Regions from separate parts of the Homo sapiens genome. Here region 1 is linked to region 2. The links are chromatin loops, found by intact Hi-C in ENCODE. Cell type or tissue: GM12878. All regions are shown on one strand. Each heading gives the region's core, and the rest is flanking DNA. Links, peaks and the distances in the headings are about the cores only.

The links. Peaks named below come from ENCODE experiments on the same cell type or tissue, not always from the same donor. Only the 100,000 strongest peaks of a DNase experiment are listed, where the experiment ranks them.
Region 1: a loop joins it to region 2, with 2.1 times the contacts of the local background. A loop is called at or near these places in 2 of 110 quality-filtered maps.

Annotation. Positions count from the first base shown.
Region 1 is chr4:13,375,156-13,384,125 of GRCh38, forward strand. It overlaps RAB28 (RAB28, member RAS oncogene family), which reads right to left. Exons shown (of 7, transcript NM_001017979.3): 5 at 6,336-6,439; 6 at 1,390-1,467. Among named protein-coding and RNA genes, the nearest start is that of RAB28, 100 kb to the right of the region's middle. In GM12878, for the core only: no CTCF peak of the experiment used is centred there; a DNase peak (open chromatin) is centred at 4,276.
Region 2 is chr4:13,472,497-13,481,466 of GRCh38, forward strand. RAB28 (RAB28, member RAS oncogene family) reads right to left here. Exons shown (of 7, transcript NM_001017979.3): 2 at 6,934-7,030; 3 at 1,822-1,910. Among named protein-coding and RNA genes, the nearest start is that of RAB28, 7.4 kb to the right of the region's middle. In GM12878, for the core only: no CTCF peak of the experiment used is centred there; a DNase peak (open chromatin) is centred at 4,589.

The DNA.
Region 1 (8,970 bases), core at 600-8,599, 97 kb before region 2:
CCACTGCCCAATTAATGGTTAGTGATCAAGTTACTGAGTCTCTCCACAGTCTCAGCTTCCTGATCATAAAATGATAAAATTTCACCTGATCCAGGGAGTTATTATGAGGATAACTGAGATAACACAGTCCCCCTGGCACATAACCTATTAATTTTCTTTACTAAAAGCAGGGACATTTTAAAGTCTTTTAATTCTTTTTTAGACCCACCACTATACTGAGTTTACAATGTATGACCAATAAATCACTTATGATAATCATAGACTCTCTAACTAAGCAGAGACAAACATTATTTAGACAGAGAAGCTAAAAAGCAAACAAATTACTTGACCTCTGGGATCCAAGGTCTGTGTGATCAAGCAAATCATGGTGACTTCTCTTTCCTATATTCTCCTAGGCCCAAAACAAGTAACCACTTTTTCTGTGTCTGGGAGCTATTTAAACATCACAAAGTATCTTAGCACTGTATTTGGCCATACCAAGTGCTAAAACAAATGTCTTTGAATGATGGGAATTAAAACTAGCAAACTTTTAGAGTTTCAAATGTTTTAATCAAGTCTTAGAAACAGCCATATCAGTGTAACAATTTCAAATATTTGCTTCAATTGTTTTAAAACACACACACACACACACACACACACAGAGAGAGAGAGAGACCATGAGAAAAAGATACAGAACTAACTCTAAAAGAATTCAAGAAAAATTTAAGGATGGGAAAAGATAATTATACTTTTTTAGTTGCACAGGGTGCGAATGGGGTGGAAGAAATTGAGCAAAAATGTAATTAGTTTGTTACTTCTAACCAAACCACTTCTGAAGCATAACTTTATAGGCTCTTACTCTGATTTTTCATTCTATCAAACATATGAATTAGTGGGAAATTATAGTGGTACTTTAAATTTCTTGGCTGCCGCTATGCATGTTTTTTTCTTAGCCTAAGAAAACTATCTAGGAATAGTGAAAAAACATAGAAATCCTTACTAATTAATAACACTACTAAACTGACAATAAAATAACATCAAAAACTAATATCACTACAGTCAAGGATGTTTTAAAATTGAATAGAGGCTCCAAAAGGATTTAAATAAAGAAGTGCCAAACAATGTGGTCAGCACCTTAACTCATTAGTTAACCACTAATAAAAATTTTCTTATACTAGTATCTTTTTCCCAACAAAAGAGACAAAATGAGGTTTCAAGGGTATCATAATTTGGCAAAAAGTTAACATTCTCCATCTTCTGCAATAAACACTGATTCATACATACAATCTATTCCCAAAGCTTTTAGAGATACGTACACAGAAGGCATAAATGGGAAAGAATTTATGGGTGAAAATTAATGCCTTGTAAGAAATTCATTAATTTTTTAAATATAAAGTTCAAGGTAATCACCTGTGACTGTTCTATTTCTGCTTTGTTTAATTTGATCCCAAGGATTTCAGCAGCAACTTTCTGAAAGCACAGGAAGACCTACATAACAAAAATGGGTTTAAATGATTTAAAAGAGGCATGCTTAAGTTATCTTCAAATAAACAGAATTTTCTTAAAAATGATAAACAGCAATAATTGCAAAAATATGATATAGCAGGTGATTCCAAAAATAGCTTTATTTGTCAAATGTAGCAACATTTTAAATATAATAATTTTTAAATTATAAAGCCATAATTTAAAACTCCATGCAATTCAATGAATTGATCATTTTCTCTAAACACACACATGAAAGATTTAACATGATGATTACAGCTACCACTTTAAAAAACAACAAAACAATCCTACTTACTACTATAAAAACTCCCATAATTCCTGAAGAAAATAAAAATAATCTATACTTTACCAACCTAGTTTTTCACTGTCGGTTTTATCTTGGTCCTTTTAGCCACCTTTGGCCTATCTCAAAAGGTCTTAGTTTCTAACACTTTAATACTCTCTGTGCCTTTCATATCATTCCAGCAAATTCTCCATGTTTCTTGAGTAAAGCAACTTGGTACTGTTTACTATATTTTATCAGTTCAGAGCAAAGGAAAAATATATGCCATTACGATTAAACAAAAATAGACAAATATTTTTCTATAAATAGCCTTTCCACACATAGTTAGCTTATGTCAGGTCTGCTGTAATTACTAGAGTTCCAATCCTGACATTTACTGTAGTATAACTTATCTTTTCTTCATAAATGTCCTACCATATTCTTATCCCTATTCATCACATGCTTATAGAATATTTATCAAAACTTTATTAATTTTTACTTCTAACAAAAAAGGATACATATTCCTGATAGCCTTATGCCACTTGTACCCTAAGAAGCATATTTTAGTTCACTGATGGTCAATGGTCAAGGAACAACAGGAAAAGTACTGTGGTGGAGTGGAGAGAAAGAGTGGTTATAAAAGAAGACGAGCAAAGAGATGAAGGGAGTACAAACCATGTAAAATCTGGTAGGCTACTGGAAGGACTTTGGCGTTTACTCCAAATGAAATGGAAGGCATGGGAGGGTGGCCCAATGTGACTTTTATTTTAACAGCATTAGTCTGGTTGTTTGTATTGAACATTCACTATAGGAGACCAAGTGTACAAAAACAGAATCAGCAAAGAAACTAATGTAAAATATTATGGAGGCTGAACCAAAGTGGTAGAAGTGGACAAAGTAAGAAACAGTCATCAGGTTCTGGATATATTTTCAAAGTACAGCCAAGGGGATTTGGTGACAGATGTGGGGTGTGAGAGAAAAAGAGGAGTCAAGAAAGGCTCCAAAGTTTTTTTGGCCTGAGCAACTGGTAGATCTGCTATTTATTAAAGTGAGGAAGACTGTGAGAGATTTGAGGAGGGAATAGCAAGAGCTCAGTTCTAAACATGTTAAATTGGGCAGCCTATTAGACATCTAAGAGGAGATGCTGAGCGGGCAGTTGGATATAAGAGTCTACAGTTCAGGGGAAAAGTCTGAGCAAAGCCAGAAGACTAAATAAAGCCATTAGGAATAAGTGTAGAAAAAGAGATTATCAAAGGACTGAACCTTAGTTGGCTGGAGACATAAGAAAATTAGTCAAGGGGACTGACAGAGTAGTTAGTGAAGCAGGAAGAAAACCAGGAGGCGTTGTATCCTGGAAGCTAAGTGCAGAGAGTATTTCAAAGAGACGAGAGTGATCAGCAATTATTTATGTTGCTACTTAATAAAATAAGATGAGGGCTGAGTACTGACCATTGGATTCAGCAAAAAGGAGGCCATTGATGACGTGAATAATAGCAGTTTGGGTAAAATACTGAGGGCAAAAGTCTGCTGGAACTGGAAGAGAAACTGGCAAAAGAAGAACTAGAGACAATTCTTTAAAACATCCACTGGAAAGTGAAGGAAGGAAATAAGGCAACAGCTAGAGAAAAAATGTGGCATCAAGAGTTTTCTTGTTTTTAAGATAAAAGAAGTCATAATATTTTCTGTGTTGAAAGAATAATCCAGTAGGTGGAAAAAAAATAATACATATGAAAGAGAGAGAACTGCTAAAGCAATATCCTTGATTCAGCAAAGATAAATGGGACTAGTACACAATGGAGAAGTTGGCCCTAGCTAGAATAGATCCCATAGTAACCACAGAGAAGACAGAAGATATGAGAACAGATGGGGTAAGTAGGATGAGGTTAGACCTGGTAGCAGCAGTATGTAGAAGTTGTCTTCTGTTTGTTTCAAATTTCTTATAAAATAGGAAACAAGGTCATCAGCTGATAGAATAGAGGAGGATAGTTTGAACATTTGAAGAGAGAAGAGAAGCTATGAAATAGTCATCGGCCTGGTGCATTGGCTCACACCTGTAACCCCAACACTTTGGGAGACTGAGGCGGGTGAATCACGAGGTCAGTTCAAGATCAGCCTGGCCAAGATGGTGAAACCCCATCTCTACTAAAAATACAAAAAATTAGCCAGGCGTGGTGGTGGGTGCCTGTAATCCCAGCTATTCGGGAGGCTGAGGCGGAGAATTGCTTTAACCCAGGAGGCGGAGGCTGCAGTGAGCTGAGATCGCACCACTGCACTCCAGCCCGGAGGACACAGTGAAACTCTGTCTCAAAAAAAAAAAAAAAAAAAAAAAGTCACCTAGGTGAGGGGAAGAGGTGATAGACTAGGGATATAGAGCATAATTACTGAGCAGCATTAAGGGCCCACTTGAGATTAGTGATTGTGAACTTAAAGTGAAAACTCCAGCATGCCTCTGTGTTTTTCTCTGGTCATGTTCATGGGTACACCCATGAAAAAGTGGAGACTTGGTTTAAACCAGAATTAAGGTTTAGCCAAGCGGATCTGACAAAATGAAAGAGGGAAAAGGGAACTGAGAGTATATGCATGGCAATGATTTGGACTGGCCATGAGATTTAAGCTCAGAAGAGAGAAAAATGAAGACATGAAAAGAGGTTAAGATTTTGCAAAGGTGTTAGGATCAATGTCTTGTAGGTCTTGCTAGGGTTGAGAATGGTTGTGTTAGGACACTCAAAGGTGTGAAATAGAAGATGGTTGGTGGTTAGTGATTAGGATGCCTGATACTGAGATAATAGAAGAGCCACAGTAATTTGTAATGATGTGATCTGTAGTATGCAAGAGTGACTAAGGTGGCATCAGGGAGAAACAAGGATACTGAAATCACTAAGAATTATGACATAGGAATATCAGAGAAAGTATAGTAACCCAGGAGCTCATCTCCTCAAGCAATGAGAAAGTTACCTGGAGCTAGAAATGATTACAAGTCTTAAAGTAATTTCATAAGAACAAACCATTTCAAAGTACCACTTAAAAAAAATGAAGTTTTTTAATAGTGGTTCAATATAAGCAAACAAAAAACACTAAGTGGCAAAAAAATACTAAGTGGTTAAAAACAAGCTAAAATACTACAAGTTAAAATAATTCTGAAATGGCAAAAAAAGCCCCTGGGAAGATTAAGTGAGGGTAGAAGCCCAGTGAATCCATGGATGAGTTTATCTACAATTATTGACATTACATTTTTTAAAAAGGCATGGATGGGTGAGTATGTGCCCATGTTCACATTGTCTGAGGGGAAAGGATTCCAGGAGGCCAAATTTTTTAATGGGTCTTACCAAAAGAAAGAATAAACCCCCATCATATTATTTATTTTAGGTGTAAAACTATAAAGGATATTACAGAGAAAAACATCAAAAATCTTAAACCACAGAAAAATTTCAAACTTCTTTTAGTTGAAAAATGTCAACTGGAAAAATAGTCAAATAGGGGTCAGTGATGATTATTTGAAAAAATTATGATACATGACTATTAGCACTAATATAAAAATGGTCATAGAAAATTTCTAAATACAATAGAAAGTTATAACAAGTAAAAAGCAGAAAGTGAATAACTAATAAAACTTTTAAAATTTCAACCTCAATTATAATCAAAGAAATTCAAATTTAAATAGTGAAGTATCTTTTTTCTTTTTTGGGGCCTACCAATTTGACAAAGATTTTAAAATAAATACATAGATAAATCCTGAATGTTAAAAGGATGTAGTTATGGCAATCATACAATGCTGGTGATAGCATGAATTTAGTCTTTCTGGTGGTGATTTGGCAATGTTTCAATCTCCTTTCAAGGAATCTACCTAAAGAAAATAATCAAAACACCAAAAGCTTACGGACAAAATTTTACATTAGAACATTATGTTCAAAACTTAACAACCTATATGTTCCACAATAAGAATAAGATTGAATAAATTTCTGAACATTTATTAAATGAATTATTCAATCTATTATTAAATGACATGGGAACAATAAAAATATTAAGTAAAAAGTAAAATATAAAATTATTTCTATATTATAATCTTAATTTTTAAAAATAAATATAGGGTTGTGACTGTGAGCCCCAGAGTGTCACTATTTGCCTTCACAAATCCTCTCTCCTCCACTTATTAGCCGTGTAATCTGGACCCCATTACATAATTTCTCTAAGACTCATCTATAAAATGGAGATAATCAGAGTAGTACAATATCTATAATAAAGTAAGCACTCAATGAATGCCATCTCCTAGCCACAGGCAGCAGCACTAGTGTGAGCATCAGGAAAAGAGACTAGATGGAATCATATGAGGTTATGAGTGGTTATCTCTAGATACTGACATTACGGGTGGTTTATATTCATTTTAATTCCCCTTTTAAAAATAACTAAAATTATGTTAAATAAATTATAAAAGTAATATAACCAGAATAAACATGTTATATCTAATCTAAGGAATTTCATGTTTTCAATAGGAATTAATTTGCTCCAAAAGTTAAATAGTGGAAGTATACTTCCTAGGAATGTTAGTAAATAAAAGGAAAACATCACATACAGTATTCATTATTTTACTTACAGAGTCTCCTGTCTTGGCTGAGACAAAGTGGCTACTAAAACCATTTTCCTGGCAAAACCGTAAGTGTTTTTCAGGTTTTATTGTTCGCATATGCTCCAAATCAACTAGAAAGGTGTTAAAGAAAGAAAATAATTCAATATTAGAGTCTATCAAAACGTTTTTAACATGTTTAAATTTGACTTGCTTTCCAATATTATATTCCAGCTTCGACATCAGCTGTGCAACCTTGGACAATTTATTAAACCTCTTTATGACTCAGTTTCCACATCTATAAACTGGGAATAATAAATATACCTATTTTGTAGAGAGTTATTTGATAATTAATCTATGTATAATGCACAAAGACCAGCACAGAAGTGCTAAAAAAAAAATGTGCGCTATCATTATTATTATCATCTGTATAAGTTCAGGCACACTGATGATGCTCAACAAAGATCTACTTAATATAGTACATTTAAACATGGTGATTAATTGAAGGCAAGTTGTACTTACCCAAGCATATTTGGCTTGAAAGAGTTTAATTACTTTAATAATTAGCTCTGTAATCTCTATAAGCTTGAATGTTAGCACAAATACATAACTTTCTGCTTAAGAGATCAATATTACATTGTGTGTTTACATTAATTTATAGCCATACTTTAATTTCACAAAGACATAGTTCAGTTGTTTTCCATCTAGAGTATCCATTTTGAGAGTAAGGGGCAAGGATGTATTTCCTTAAATAGTTGTAGGTGCTTTAAAGCAAGGCACAGTACTCATATCCAATACTGGTTTTATCCAGCACAGTGTATTTTTCCAAATGTGATCCTTTATTTAACAGTTTCTCTTTTTACAACACTACAGACCCTATAAGGGTGTTGATTCAATGCCGTCAAATTATAAGGCAAATATATTCACAGGATTTAAGGACAACTAGGCTCTTTGAGTCAATATAGGAAAAAAAAAACTTAAACTGATTTCCTGAGGAAGGGACCCAAATGACTTGTAAAAACTTGTAAATTTGCAAATCTAGTAAGCCTACATAATAGTGCCAATTGATTATCAACTAAAAAATGCACTCATACTACATAAAAGACTTTATTTAAAATTATATTGAAAGTCTTTAGTTTGTAGGCTCAAGGGTTCTCTCTCTAGGAGATTTTTTTTAATCTAATGGGGTATTCCTGAGCCCCATTTATATTGCTTACCTTGGAAAATATGGAATTTTTTTTTTTTTTTTTTTTTTTGAGACAGAGTCTTGCACTGTCACCCGGGCTGGAGTGCAATGGCATGATCTCGGCTCACTGCAACCTCTGCCTCCTGGGTTCAAGCAATTCTCCTGCCTCAGCCTCCCAAGTAGCTGGGATTACAGGCGCCTGCCACCACGCCCGGCTAATTTTTTGTATTTTTAGTAGAGATGGGGTTTCACTACGTTGGCCAGGTTGGTCTTGAATTCCTGACCTCAAATGATCCACCCACCTCGGCCTCCCAAAGTGCTAGAATTACGGGCGTGAGCCACAGCACCTGGTCTTTTTGTTTTGCTTTGTTTTGTTTTTTTTGCTCTTCTGGCCAGAGTGCTATTCCTTAAACATCACTATCTCCTTATTTACAAGAACAGGCAAGGAATGTCCAGATACCACAGGCATCAATTTGTGGAAGACTAAAATACTAAGCTATTAGCACTGACATTTATATATCCAATTTATCATAATATTGGAGCTAACTTTTCTAATTCAACAAGAGTAAGAACAAATCTTGTCACGAGGAAAAATCCCCATTGAAATCGCCACCCATTGAAATCACCATCCATTAAAAAATAAATAAATAAAAATAAAAGTTGTGTCACTTAATGTGTGTGTACATTTGTTTTTTCTAATGGTTTATTGCTTTTTATTTCTCTTTCTCCCTCCTTCCTTCCAAATCTCCATCTATCATTTACTACTCAAACAAAAGTTTTTTTCCTAACAAATATAACCATGGAAAGACTAGTAGTACCATTGTTCAATTGAAAAAAAAAGAACTTATTCAACAAACATTTATTGAGCATCTATTATATGCCAGGTATTGTGGCAGGTAGTGATATGGTTTGGCTGTGTCCCCACCCAAATCTCATCTTGGGTGGCTGTGTCCTCATCCAAATCTCATCTGGAAATGTAGCTCCCATAATCCTCACAGGTCATGGGAGGGACCTGGTGGAAGGTAACTGAATCATGGAGACGGCTTTTCCTGTGCTGTTCTCATGATAGTAAATAAGTTCTCATGAGATCTTATAGTTTTATAAAGGGCAGTTCCCCTGCACATGCCATCTTGCCTGACGCCATGTAAGGCGTGCCTGTGCTCCCACAGGAGATTTTAGCCCTAGGGGAACTGTCAGACCTGAATGATGCAGGGCAGTCCTGCCTATCACACAGGGCTAGTCCAACCTCAGCATCCCTTGGTCTGCTGCCCTCTCCTGAGGTCCCAGCCTGGCCATACTTGCTTGCAGTGCAGTCTTGGATGTACTGGGGGTCCACATTATACCTCTGCACTGGTGCACTGCACCTGACTGGTGGAAAGTAGTACTCACCGCCATGCACCAGCCTCCCTCGCCCCAGTGAACCCTGCCAACCCCACCACCTCCAGAGCCTCACCCCTGCACCAACACTGCCGCAAGAGT
Region 2 (8,970 bases), core at 621-8,620:
GAAAAATGTATTAATTGAATTATATATTATTATTTACCCTGAAATGCATAAAGTCCTCCTGTTCTCCACTAACTCTGGTTACACCTATAAATCATAAAAGACTATTCTATTTGACACCAAGAGTCAAATTTCATTAGAAGTTAGATCTAATCTTCATTTTCTTAAAATCATATATGTAGCCTTGAAGACAGATTTTATGGAACAAAGAGAAGAGTGTTATTTTCCCATGTTATCAACCACATGAATGAAACAAGAACTGTGGCTTCCCACAAATCTCTGTCCAGCAAGTTGTCTCTAGCTTAGTATCCACTTTAATCAGTTTAAAACAGAAAATGAATAAATAAATAAATAAAACAAAAAAGCCATACACAAAATTCTGAGATGTACTTTTTAAGAGAAAAATGAACATGCATAAAATATCAAGTCACTTAACCACAGAAGAAAATGCTATAAATGTGAACAGAAAAATTTTGCAGGAGACTAAGAACAATGTATAAAAGATAAGAGCTTTAAGAGCCAAATCTCTGCATCAGCAATGCAAAAAATCAAAACTCTGGGGCCTTTATAAGTGATTCAGAACCATATTAGCCTCTATAGCCATACTGTCCTTCTCCGAATATTTTACAAAATAAATCAGAATCTATTTTTCATCCAAAATCAAGGCAACGGTATTTGACATGAACCAAACTTTGTACAGCAGAGTGCTTAATATACTATATCTCCATCCTATAGAATCATTTATTATGAGCAACATGTTTCCACATAACCAAGTTGTATTTGTCTCACTTAAAATACCAAACTCCAATAAAGAACTAGAAATTTTTACTATTACCCCTAAGTCTCCAGATGATGTAGAAGATACACACTAATTAAAAGTAGAGAAAAAAAGCAAAAATAAAGAAATAGCACATCAAGTATTACATACAGAGCTCAGTAAGCACAACCTACTTAATATTCGGCTATATACCATATTCTCTACTTCATCAGATGATTACTTTCAATGGTATTACTGCATTTCTAAAGTCTGTCATTTAATCAAAAGCAATCTGCCAAATATTAAAAAGACAATTCTTCACTGAACATGCTCAGAGAGAAATGATTAACTTTTAAAGTATATTACTACCCTGCATATTTTCTATTTGTATAATAACTTTATTTAAAATCTTATAAATTATATCAGTATAAGCTCATGGAGAATATAAGCTCATGTTGCGAAATTTATGTAATTATTCAGGTCATTTTTCATTTTCATTTTTCTTGCTCTACATGGATTTTCTTCTGAAAATACAGCATTATCATAGTAAATTATTGTATGTGTTTCACATATACACTGTCATATTTAGTTATCTGATAGAAAATACAGACATGTCTATTAAATCTGAAAAGCTATCAATATTCATTGCACAAAAACATAGACATATAGATATACTTTCAGTCCTTGTAACTTAAAATGAAGTTAAATTTTCATCCCTGTGTTTTTCATTCAGTTTATTTGAAAGCAGTCACTATAACAAAACCAGCTAATACATATCAAAATATCATTTATCACTGCATTTATTGAACTGCTAACAATAACACCTAGTAATGTAAATAACATACGAAAGCTGTTCAGAGTTTTCCTGTTCCCTCACCCAAATCACTCCAAACATAATTAGGAGAGCATGAAACCAAAGAACTAGCACAAATATAAAATTATTCTCTCTACGTATCAGATAAAAAGTTAGAAAGAATGTGTGTGTGTGTGCATTTGGGAGTAGATTTGCATGTGTGCTTGTAAGTGGTATACTTTCAATACTGGAATAATCAGAATTCATATCATACCTGTGCTCCATAGATATATTTATCCAACATTTTGCCTCCTATTGTCTGCCCTCCTATATCCCAAATTTGAAGGGTAACATTCAAGTTTCCTAGAATATAAAAAATGAATATAAAAATAAGAATACCAAAAAAATTAAGTAACAATACAACAAGTGACACAGTATCACAGAATACTAAGTCACAATAAGAAACTCTGAGCCCAATTTGCCTTTATGTGCAGGCTCACATGATATTTGGAATTGCGAAAACAACGTCAAAAGAAATTATAGTGGGGAATCTAGTTTTATCTTTTTACTCCATTTCCATGGAACCATATTTACAATCACCTTCAAAACAAAAGAAAATAAAGTAAGCTTTAATTTGTAAACTTAAGCCTTAGAAAAATGTTTTTCTTAGAGAACAGAATGAAGCACATGTCCATGGAGCAAGAAATATACTTTAAAAATAAAAACTGAAGCTTTATATACTCAACCATCCAATCATACATATGAATTCTGTCGTAGGTTCTAAACTCTATGGCTTCTAAAACTCATGGAATAATAGCAAACTACAAAAATGCACCCATAATTTCAGCTCAAATTAATGAATCTTTTTATAATGTGATTGTCAGCTACTATCGGATATGGCAAACATAGTCAAAAAATTACGTTTTCAAATTTAACCCACAAAATAGAAACGCATTTGATAGCCCTATTCAGAACAAACGTAGGATACATACCATGTATATCACTAAATATTACAATGCTTTCAAACCTGTTCAAAGTATTTCCATTTAAACAAACTATGTATACTTCCAAGCCTTCACAAAATACTGTAACTAATCATCTTCCCCATACAAGCATTGTAAAAGCATTCTAAAAGGCAATCTTTAAAAATCCTTTTGTGCATTTTATAAAATATTTGGTTGATACAAAAATTTATGAGATAAGCTATTCTCCCTTCTCAATGCAACTGATGAGTAAGCTTACAAAAGCCAAACTATGCTTTTTAGTTGAACATTTTAAACTATTCCCCTCATATAATTATGCAGTTTTCTCCAGTTTCAATTAGCACTTTTTGAATGATTTGCAAATCAAAAGAAAATAAAAGATTAGAAACTGAAAAATGATCTCATTTCAAAAAAAGATTATAAAGATATAAATTTATAAGCCAACATAAAATACTAAAATCAGAGAAAGTTAGTCATACCATTTAACTATGCAACTGAAAAGAAAAAGACATTTGATTAACCAGCACAGTTTTCTAAATTTTGGTGGGTTTGTATTACAATCTTTCCATTATTTAAACATAGGTTGTTCCATCTGCCACTGCGCAGAGGATTTCCATGAGGAACTTCCATTAGCATTAATGAGCGCTAATGTTTTATCACCATCATTACCACAGACACACACTTTCAACACTTAGACTAATGACTAAAATGTTCTTAAAGCCCTATGAATATGAAAACCAAAATGTCACAGACTAAGATTTGTCCAAAAACTTGTACAAATCGAATTTCTCAAAAATCTAAATTTTTTGAGATTCAAGGCTGAATTCTTCTATAATGCTGTCTCAAATGAAGCAGATGAGAAAGGGCTAGCCATCACTAAGAAGTATATAAACTAGTTTCAGAAACCCCTAAGCAGGCAGTAGTCTATTCATTTTACTTGCACAACTCTTTAGGGTTATTTGATTACTTCAAAAGACAGTGCTTAACAATACTAACTTTTACAGAGTAAGATTTTAGGCAATACTTAGTAAGTGCTAAAAGGTGTTTAATCCCATTTTTCTCAGAGCCAATGGTCCTTATTGCTTAACCTCACATCAAGAAATATAAAGCTTTTTTAAGTTCTGATATTCAGATCCTATCTGAATTAGGTGTTGTGAACACTTTGACTGTAATTTTAGGAACATGATCTTCATTACATGTTTTCAAATTCTGACTACAATCATATCAAGACCCTAAATCATCTATCTATCCAACTGTCTCCCATCTAAGAGGTTCATAGTCATGTGTTGAGGATACTTTTTAAATGCATGCCTTTCTAAATAAACCCTGTTATCAGTGTTTGCCTGTTTTTTTTAACATACAAATTCCAGTGACTCAGAAATAAAAATAGCTATGAATTACTGATAGTCCACTAATATAGAATGCTAACAAAAAATGACTATCTTTAGTTTCAATAAATGATATTTTAATATTACTTCTTATATCTAGAAATATATTTTTAACTCCACATTTTAATTTTAGGATTATTAACACATAAAACTAAAAATAAAATGTGGATTCCTTATTTGAGGAGCAAAATCCCATGAGGATATGATTCAAATCAATATTCATTTTCATTTTTGCAGGCATAAACATATGAATTCTCCTAGTATATTTTCAAGATGACATACCTATAAAGCTATATAAGAATATTCAAATAATATTATAATTTTGTTTAAATCAAGAATATATCTAATACAAATTTCTAACCAATAAAGAACATTAAGGAAATTGTCAGAAATCTAATCCCAAACACAAAATGCTGCAAAATTCCTGTTCCTCTGTAAGAAATGACATGTAACTAGGAGAAAAAATAAAATAAATGAGGTGACAAAACACAGGTAAGTTGCTTTTGGTATGAATTAAAGCCACCAAGAGGGTTCAACAGTGACCTTGTAAAAGTACACTTGGTGCCTTGGTTAACCTTACTTAAAGTGCTGCATAGTCAAGATGGAACTAAAAACACAAGTCTGCCCACTTCTTGTACTAAAGACTTAGAAATCTTTTTCACAGTAGAACGCTGTTTACTGGACTGTACCCACAAGCTTCCTGAAAGTATTTTGACTAAGGCTCTTAAGAAGCTCTATCAGCAGAATCTCTGACTAACAGATACACTATTTTAAGCAGTAAAATCTGCACAGTGGTTGCATCCAGACTATACAGCATACCGGATCATGAAATATACTAAAATGGATGAGTATTTGCAAAGTAATGATCTTGAAAACTTGCATGAAGAGAATGTAAATAGATGGACAGGAGGTTTACACCCCTAACAATCTAACTGGTCAGAGGACTTACCAGACTAGTAACAAATATTAGATTCACCGACTATGCTATAAATTCAATAAAGCTACCTGTAATGTTTTATTCAGCTAATGATACATTAATCATCCTACATGTGACACTTATAATGAATGTACATTAAAGTATATAAAGGATAATTATAAACCTTGTAATTTATTCACCTCATTTCTTAATATACCTATTAATTATATAAAAACAAAATACATTAAAATATTTTTTCTTATTGAAATTTCTACCATAAGTTTGAGTCTGTTAAGTAGCATAAAACCAACTGCCTTAAAAAAAAAATAGAAGTTTTTTTCTGGAACTTTGCCATCAAAATAAAAACTTAATTAGGAAAATTAAAATATACATTCATTAGTATACATGCCCTAATGTCATTTTTTAACCTAATTACTAAGTCTAAAATATTATACTATAAATCTCGATTTCAAGAATATCAAATATTTTTTACAAAGTAATCAAAATTTTTAAATTGGTAGTGCTGGGCCACAGGTCAGAAATCATCATATCACCTGTATAAAATGTCTGAAAACCAGTCTTTGTTTTTAATATTTGAGTAGGTACTTGTTTATTTAAGCTTTTCAACTAAAAAATGAGAAATAATAAAGTAATGAGACAAGAAGTTGGTGGCTTTTCAAATTAAGCATCAAAACAAAATAGCTAATAATGAAATGCCACATTTGAGATTCTCTGTGTACAACTGGCATCTGTGAAAAAAACTCCTGCAAAAATAAGCTTCCAGCATCTGTATTATGTGATCTGTGTATGTATTCAGCTAGTGACTGCTGTTAAGTATTCTGAATGCAGCATAGATTATCCGTAAGAGTGAGAATAATAAAATTAAAATGACATTTTCAGTTTTGGATACAATAAAAGAAAATACAAATGAAACAAAGTACGCATATGTTTCTCCTTAAACCTCTTGCTGAACAATAACCCAGTAATGGAAAAATTGGAATTCTTTTTTTTCTCATGGGATATCTCCTAATCTATTTTTCACTGGTAGCCAAATACAAACTATCACAAAATATAGCAGAGTATATTACTAAGGAGATAAGAAGAATACCTCCATTACCAAGAGTTTTCATTACCTACTCTAAAACTTTCATGGGGAGTTGTCTGATAGATGGGGTGTCTGAGAGGTTAACATATTTCAATAATAATTGGAATGTATTAAACCCCTTCCCACTGTATCACTCACATTTCAGTACATGAATCTGACATTACACTTGCAACCATTTTCTCCAAATGTGCTTCCTCACAGAGGAGAGAGATGGATGGTTTATAAAGTCAATCAAGATAAACTGCTTTTAATAAAATACTTTAAACATATAATTTAACCATTGAAATTGAAAGGACAGCATTTTAAAGCCCCAATTGTTCAGAAACTAACTTAAAACATAAACCACTCTTTCTTTGTTATTATTTCCCCGTATTTCCCACAAAATGTGCTGCAACTGGCATCTAAATAGTTTCTTTGCATGGTGAAGTGAAACATCTTGAATGCTCAAACTGTATTTTTATGAGTGCCTAGGGACCCTAAATTTTAGTGGTCTATTAAATGCCAGCAATTTCATGCTGCCTTGCATAAAACAGCATTCACATATTAGAGCACAGAAGTTCCATAGCTACATTATACTTCTGTTCCAACTTTAAACAAAAAACTAAAACAGAGGCAAATCAAAATAATATTTTAAAAAATAATCCTTCCCAATCTTTTCACATTTTGTTAATACAATATCTGTTGACAAATGTACAGCACTTAATTTTTTAAAAGCTTTTCACAATTTTATAAGCAACCATTGTTTATCCTCAAAAAATGTATAGTAGCCAAAAACAGGGAAGGAGTGGGAGAGTATATAAACTTTTTCTTATACCCATGGACAATATGCTTTCATGATAGATTGTGATGAAAGTTAACATCCCTAAGATAAATTTACTGTTTATATACATCTTCATGTAGAAGCAGCCCCAAAATTTTACACATTTCTTTCTTATGCCACTTATTGTTAAGATTTTTTTATAATCTTCTACGTTAAGACTTTTTAGTCTCTTACCTGGCAATGTTATCCTTCTCAAAAAGAAATCCAGTCCTATAGTTTGTTTGTACTGTTTCCCAAAAGTTTCTTGAGCAAAACACGTAGTTAAGGAGGTCTAAAAAATTGATGCACAGAATGTCAAAATTAATTCATTAAAGAAATGTAATCATAAGACCACTATAAATCTTAAGCAATCTTAACATGTATATTGCAATTAATCCAACAAGCAAATTTAAGCAGTTCTAATCAGTTACAAGGAGGGGAGAGACTTAACACCACCAGGTAAATTTTACTTGCCAGCAGCTATCGGTAGGGACAACGAACTAATGAGTTAGATCTCTTTAAATCCCCTGCTTGTCAAGATCCTTTTCCTTGCTGAAAATTAGAATTTGAGAGTTATCAACAGAAAAAAAAACTAAAAAATAAATAAATAAAGATCTGAATTATTTTAAAACATAATTAAAGATCTAATCTAACTTAGATCAGCTTCTGAGGTTAAATATTCTGAGGGTAGCTGAGCACTAAGCTAATAATAAGAAGCATTCATTAAGGAGGGAGAAATCTGCTTACAGAATTTTTCTTTTTCCCACAAGAAAAGCACCGTATGTAATTTTTCTTTATTTTTAAAGATGCTAAATGAAAATGACCCTAAAGAAAGACTGTGACAATATGTACCTCTTAAATAAACGTATTTTTAAGATTAATATAAAGCAGACAAAATGAATATTTTCCATCCAAGAACCATAATGCCAAGAAGTCACAAGCTATCATAACCAGAACAGATATACATTTGTTTTTTAATAGAAACTGAAAGTTTTAGTCAAAAACTCTGGAGTTTTCTTTTTAAAGTACCATTTCTTATCAAAGCAAAAGAATAATTATTCTAGTAACAACTGAATAACAATAACTTAACAAATTCTTAAACATTTTAAATGCACTATTTTTATTTATAAACTTCCTCCAAAAAAGAGAAAGGCAACTTCACTAAGCTTTTATGCTCTTCAAGACAGACTCCCTACTTTAAGAGAAAATAGCCGTTTTTTATTTTAAAAGTTAAAATTACATGTCAACTCTTAAAATAATGAAAACTAAGATAAATTTCCAAGATAGCTTATTACAGTTCCTTATGACATAAGCAGTACAATAGTGCAAAAGAAAATTTGGCCAAACTTCAATTCCTTTTAGCAAGATCATCTAAAATTCCTTTTACACAGAACCATATTTTTCACACAAATGGCAATTTGGACACCATAACTCCAAATATTTTTGGGTTTAAATACCCAGCATTTGTAATAAATTTCGAAGATAATTGGCCAAGTATTTGTTGAGCACTACCATATAAAGGGTATTCTGCTAGACATCTAGAAACAAACACATTTGTTATATTTTTGACACATGTAACACTATCAAAACTGAGAGATCAGAATTGAAAAGATAGGTATTTCTTTTTACAGACCATTGTTTCTCATCTACACTATATTATTCTACTGATCTTATCTAACTTAGACCACAAAATCATCTTTGAAGAGGTTCAGAATTCTAGAAAAAAATAACTATCACTACTTATACTATTACAGATATTTCAAAATATTTAATAGACTGATGGTTGAAATACTTAAAGGTCAAAGAGAAACTGAAGGCATGTGTAACATTCACGTAATGTCATTTGAGATAATTTTTCACTTTAAAGAATCTCAGAGTTCAATATTTTCATGTTAAGGAATATTCAGAAAAATTCTAAGAAAGTTTCTTTTCCTGAAAAAGTGACTTCTAGATTTTGAAAGCCCTGCTTTCACACTTTTGAGGCAAACATAAAGCTAGGATTTTCAACTGGAATCGAGTGTAAACTGTCAAAAATACAGGTTACTGGGAACATACAGAGTATTAAAGTAAGTTCTTACTATATCATCTCCCGATGTCTTGAGATAAAAATTGAACAGAGAATCAACTGAATCAGTGGGGGTCACTTTCTCTTCACTTATCTAGACTGCATGCTATCTTTCACATTCAATAATTTCTCAAGTCACTGTATAAATACCCTTCTTAATTACAGGT